2 separate regions of the Homo sapiens genome follow, and region 1 is linked to region 2. The links are chromatin loops, found by intact Hi-C in ENCODE. Cell type or tissue: testis. All regions are shown on one strand. Each heading gives the region's core, and the rest is flanking DNA. Links, peaks and the distances in the headings are about the cores only. Region 1 overlaps ZNF423 (zinc finger protein 423). Region 2 overlaps ZNF423 (zinc finger protein 423).

What was found. Peaks named below come from ENCODE experiments on the same cell type or tissue, not always from the same donor. Only the 100,000 strongest peaks of a DNase experiment are listed, where the experiment ranks them.
Region 1: a loop joins it to region 2, with 2.0 times the contacts of the local background. A loop is called at or near these places in 7 of 110 quality-filtered maps.

Annotation. Positions count from the first base shown.
Region 1 is chr16:49,743,548-49,746,451 of GRCh38, forward strand. All of the region lies in intron 2 of ZNF423 (zinc finger protein 423), which reads right to left. Among named protein-coding and RNA genes, the nearest start is that of ZNF423, 110 kb to the right of the region's middle. RefSeq lists enhancers at 871-1,452, 2,742-2,904. In testis, for the core only: no CTCF peak of the experiment used is centred there; no DNase peak of the experiment used is centred there.
Region 2 is chr16:49,699,625-49,702,528 of GRCh38, forward strand. All of the region lies in intron 3 of ZNF423 (zinc finger protein 423), which reads right to left. Among named protein-coding and RNA genes, the nearest start is that of ZNF423, 160 kb to the right of the region's middle. RefSeq lists enhancers at 422-1,103, 1,564-2,904, 1,786-2,467. In testis, for the core only: no CTCF peak of the experiment used is centred there; DNase peaks (open chromatin) are centred at 1,297 and 2,727; H3K27ac peaks cover 1,376 bases.

The DNA.
Region 1 (2,904 bases), core at 225-2,724, 44 kb after region 2:
TTTAAAGATCCAGCCACAGGTCTGTATTTCCAGGGAGGGATGGGACAACAGGAATGAAGCCCGAAGCAGGCCCCTGGTCCTGCCTGCTGCCCCGGGACACAGGGGGCTCAAGGGACTCCCCAGACCCGGCTCTAGGGCCTCTATTATAACCCAAAAGCCAGCAGCTCCCTTCCCACCAATGATCCTCCTACCAACGAGCCTCCAGGTGGGCCTGGAGGGCCAGGGGAGCCCCCTCTCCCTCCAGTCGCAGTGCAGAGGCTCCACAAAAAGCCTTTAAAAATTAACCAGTTGCCAGGCATGGAGACAGCCTGGTGCGCAGCCACGTTCCAGGGAATACGGAAGTGGCGCCTGGAGAAAAGGGAGCAGGACTCGTGGAGTGGCTTTCCCGTGCTATCCCACCCCAGGAGGAGTACACTCAGATTCCAAGGAGCCGCTCCCAGTAAACCCCCATCTAGGCACCCACTCACTGGAGGAGGGTGGCAGCCTCAGCCCACCTCCAAGGATCCATGCAAGCAGCTGGCTCCTCCAGGAGACCCCAGGGGTCTCCCCACCGCTTACCCTCATCCACTTGCTCAGGTCTGCCGGCTTTCTGCCGACTTCCCGTCAGTCCCCAAGAGGGTGTTTGGAGCCCCACAAGTGGGCTGTAAGACATTCTCTGATGTCTCCAGAAACCTGGATTCTGGAAGCAAGGCACAGAACAAAGCCAATGGCCTGGGCAGCATGACACGTCTGCCACAGAGGTCCGAGAAGCCTCAGCACACACACAGCCAGGCAGGGTGTCCCCATGCTCAGCACACATGTGGCCAGGCAGGCTGTCCCCAGGCCGAGCACACACATGGCCAGGCGGGGTGTCCCCAGGCTGAGCACACACGTGGCCAGGTGGAGTGTCCCCAGGCCGAGCACACACATGGCCAGGTGGGGTGTCCCCAGGCCCAGCACACACGAGGCCAGGCGGGGTGTCCCCACGCTCAGCACACATGTGGCCAGCCAGGGTGTCCCCAGCTCGGGGTTGGGGTGTACCCAGCTCGGGGTCAGGGTTTTGATGGGGACTGCACTCAGACCCCCCAGCCAGTGACAGCAAGGCCTGTTTGGCAGCCTAGGACCCCTGGATTCACATTCCTAGGCAAAGAGATGCAGAGACATGGGGGGATTAGCCACAGGCCAAAGGTCAAGTGAACCGCACCAAGGAAACTTCCAGACCCACCCCAGGGACCTGGCTGCCTCTGCCTGATGGCCAATATCAGTGTGATCTACATGCACACGCACACCCCACACCCCACTCACCACCCCCAGGCTCCTCCTCAAACCATCACTTAACTCGGATTTCAAACTGCTGGCGATGTTCTTTAGTCAACATGAAGCAGAAACCTTTTATTAAATGCTGCTAATTTTTTATTGATCACACTGTGAATCATTTCATTTTCCATTACCGCAAATGTCTCCTATCAGAGCTCCACGATCAGGCTTCTTTCTTCATTCTTGAGTAACTTGTCACTTTTAATCAGTTTTCAGTTTCGGTCTGGCTCAAAAATTAGAAAGCGGGCTCTTTGTATCATTATTGCTTTTGTTTAAAAAAAAAAGTTTCCATGCAGGAAAGGTTATTATACTCAGAATAAATATACATGAATCAAATTCAGATGAAATTCCTCCCTGGCTCTAACCAATTTTACCATTAGCTTTTATAATTTTTTTAGGTTTATTTTCACAGAAAGACTGCTCATAATTATTGCTCGTGCTCTCCCAAAACACTTATGTTACTAAAGTGCGAAATGTCTTCTAACACAAAGACAGATCTCTGGGAAGTAATTACAGAAATGCATTCAGGGGCAATAATTCTATATTAGCTGTCAGCAGCAGACATCCTCTGAAAGGCACTTGTTATGAAGGAATTATTTGTGCTACTATTGAAGGCATGGCAGGCAAGCCCAAACTTAAAGACTGCATCTGATCAGAAACATGGGCTCCCTCATCAAGGGTCAAATTAAGTTTAAATCATTACCTTGAAGCCCAGCAAACTCGTACCTGACTGTCTATTGTGAAGACATTTTTGAGGCGCACTCGAGCGCGACGTGGTCTTCCCGTTCGCAGCGTGGTGCAATTACCCTTAGTCTCAAAAGGATTCTGCCAGGAGCTTGTCACAATAGGGAGAGAGGAGGTGGCAGGGTGTCTATTAAATGCTAACTCGTGTCACCAAACAGAATTTTCAAGAATTATAAATTGCCGAGATGCCTTGCCGCTGACCCCCTCGTGTTAAGAAGAGCCCAGAATATTATCAGGAAAGTGCAAGAATTTGCATCAAAGGCAGGAAAGGACTCTCTATGGGGAGCCCACGGGGATGGAGCTGAGGGGACTGGGACCCAGTGAACTATCCCCTCACCCCACAGAAGGTCCAACTGGGATCTGCGCCCCAACACCAGCTTACTCAGGGCAGAGAAATACCCTAAAATGAGGACAGGTGCAGGGGGATCTGAGGAAGTACGTAATTTCATCTGAGCTTTGTCCCTAACTCTTGGCATGACCTCAGGCCAGTCACTTCCTCTCCCCGAGCCTCAGTTTCCCCACCTGTAACAACATCCTACATCAACTCTGTGTGGAGGGCATTCTGTGAGTGGAATGCAATGTTGGCCCCTGCTGTTCCAGGCTCTGTTTCCCCACCTATAAAAGTGCAGGATTAATTTCCTGCACCGTTAAAGGAATCACCTGGCCACTGGGTGCGGGAAGAAAATGTGGGACAAAGAGCAGAGCAGCTTCCTGTGAGAGCGGGTCTCACAGATATCTCAGATCTGCTTGGACTCATCGAGCCTCAGCTTCCCCACCTCAAAAGAGGACAAGCTAAAGGTCATAGCCTGGGGTTGCCCTTATCAATCACAGTGAAGCACAAACCCAGGCTTCTTTCATCTGCTC
Region 2 (2,904 bases), core at 269-2,768:
TATCTTCATTGTTTACTTTGGGGCTCACAAGGAAAAGGAATTTCTATTGTCCGGCTTTTAGTTGTTTTGATGTTTTCAGTTTTGATTTGTTTATTTTTGAGTGCTCTTACCATGCCATCCCCACTGGATGAAAATTGAAGGGGCTCTGGCTGCCTGGTTCAGGCCTCCTTAGGAAAAGTCTGTGTTCTTGGGAAGTGGGCTAAATTTTTATCTTACGGCTCTTCCACCCACTGACCCTGAGGCCAAGTGAGGGCCAAAGTCTCCAAGAGGGAGGAGGACAGAAAAATAGTGGACCCCACCCCACAGCAGCTCCCGAGCCAGGGCCCCAGGCCAGGATATCAGCCTCCCTGGGGAGTCTGCAGCCCTCAGAAGACAGGGGCGAGGGGCTGGGCTAGAAGCAGGGTTTCAAGGCCAAAGACCCTCTGAGACCCAGAGGCTGCCAGGAAATCCAGGCCTCCTTGATCAGGCAGAAGAGGGTGGCTTGGGGAAAGAGATGGCAAGAATGGGATTCCCAGGGTCAGATTCTATTTCATCGCTTTGAAAGAAAAAGGAAAAAGAGGCCCAGGATTTCAAAAAAAAAAAAAAAAAAAAAACAAGAAGAAGAAGAAGAAAAAAAGAAAAAGAAAAAAGCAGAATGCACTCCAACCCCAAGCTACTTGGAAATTGGTCGGAACAAAGGTCTTCAGCTAAAAATGTCAAATCAGCACCACAGGGCTCCCTGCCCTCTCCGTCTCCAAGCCCCTGCTGAAGCCCACAGGGCCTGCTGGGAGCAGAAAAGGCCCCTCCTGAGGTCTGCTCATGGCCCACAGCCCCACCCATCATGACACCCCAGGAGGCACAGGGCTTCCTGACTGGGGCGGAGGGGCAGCTGGAATACAGGGGGCCGTTCCTTTCCTGATGGAACATCCAGGATTGGCACTGGGGAGGAAAATCAGGCTGGAGAAAGGAAAGGGATCCTGCAACTCACAGCCCAGGGAGGGGAAGCAATGCTCAGGAACGCAGCCGCCAGCGCCCTGGCACCAAATCACAAACCTTGAATCAATGATGCAATTGCTTAATTAATCAGCCTGCTCGGGGTGGGTGCAGAGGATCTCTGTGAGCATCTGACCCAACCAGCTCCTGATGGGCAAACCCCCCTCCTTGGGCCCCCTCTGCTGGGCCCACGGGACCACAGATGGTTGAACACCGTCTGGGAGTCTCACCAAGGGGGGAAAATGTGAGTTCCTGAGTCCCCTGTGTGATCCAGTCACTCTGGCAGAAAGGAGGGAGGAGGCAGGAGAAAGGAGGAGGGAGGAGGGAAGAGGGAGGAGGGCAGAGGAGGGAGGAGAAGGGAGGAGGGTCTTATCAGCAACTTAGAATTTCTTGGCCTTGGCTGCTGTAAGTTAGCTCTCTCAATGTTATTTTCTTGTCCCAGTCAATGAGATTGTAATAGAAATAGAGAGGCCTCTTTTCAGCAAGCTAGTCAGTGCCAGATTTAGAATGAAAAAAGGCAGCTTAAATTAACCCTAAGGCTTAACATGTTTAAGTCTTGTAACTTTTAAAAAAACAGAACCAAAGGTGAGTGTGCAGGTGATGGAGGCTGAGATGAGTCACACGTGGAAGCCGGTATATGCACGTGTGCGTGCATGCGCACGTGTGTGTGTAGGGTGGGGGACAGGAAGGCACCCCTCTGTCTTTTCAAGACTTCAGCAGCAAAATGCTTGCAAAAAAGTAGCAGCCAGCCTTGATATTTCCTACGCTGATGGCCCCAACCAGCGACGAGGATTTGAAACCAGTTCGCACGGGAGATTGGACCATCTCCAAGGTTGATTTTCTCATCTTTAATGTGCAGAGGGGAGGTGAGAGGAGGAGAGGGGAGGGGAGGGGAGCAAGTGGGCCAATATCTCAAACCGACCCCAAACGGTTAATGATAATGAGACGGCAGCGCGCTACAGGAGCTTAACAGCTCTAAGGAAGAGGGGAGACCCAGGAGAGGGGCACGGCAGAGGTGTTTTCAATTACCAAAAAGAAAAATAATTTATTTTTAAACAATACCTCTTCGACACTGGGTGTTTAAAGAGAACATACTCTGGCCCCTAAAATATCAAAGTGAGATTTAAAAATAGAAAAGTCATTTCCCCCCTTCCCCGTTGCAGATTTTACTGTAGCGTTCTAGAAGGCAGATTAAATGAAGGAAGCTCAAACACACTCAATTTTGTCCTTTAGCAAATTCTTCTCTTTCACTCTTGCATGAAGAAAAAAAATCTCCCCACAGAGTTTTTCTCTTCTTCCTGGTGTGGATCTGGGCCCCTGCAGTGCCCTGTGTAATTTCCAGTTCCTCAGAATTCAGGTATTAATAAAGACCCCATGGGGACTTCCAACAATATAACCCTACATTTTGAGGCATTATGAAAGGAAACCCCCAGGGGTCTGTGGCTCAAATTTCTGAAATGTAGGCATTGTAAAAGGCACCCCAGGGGATGCCCGCAATAGAAATCTGCTGAATTCAAAGCATTTTGGAAGTCCTGGTGGGAGTCATTACTCCCACTGGAAGCTTTTTACAAAACATGTGTTGCTGACATGTTGACAGATTGCTCAGTGAAGTGTTTAGGTGCATGCACAAGGCGGGCCTTTGGAGACGCTCACACTGCCAGCGAGTCTCTGAACGCTGGAACCGGTACCATCCATATTTCATAACAGGGGAGGCCAAGGCAGCCAGGGACGGGAGAAGTGTTCTCCAAATCAGCAGCGAGCCTCGCACCCCTCTGCCGAGGAGCCACTTCGAGTGGGCCAGCCCCATCCTCGCCTTTGGAAGCTGGTTTGTGCAGCACAGCTGTGACGGCCCTTGTATCCCTGCCGAGGGCTTTACTGAAGGAATCTTGAGGCGACCTCACTGATCACTGCAAGGCGTCATGCCGATCAAAT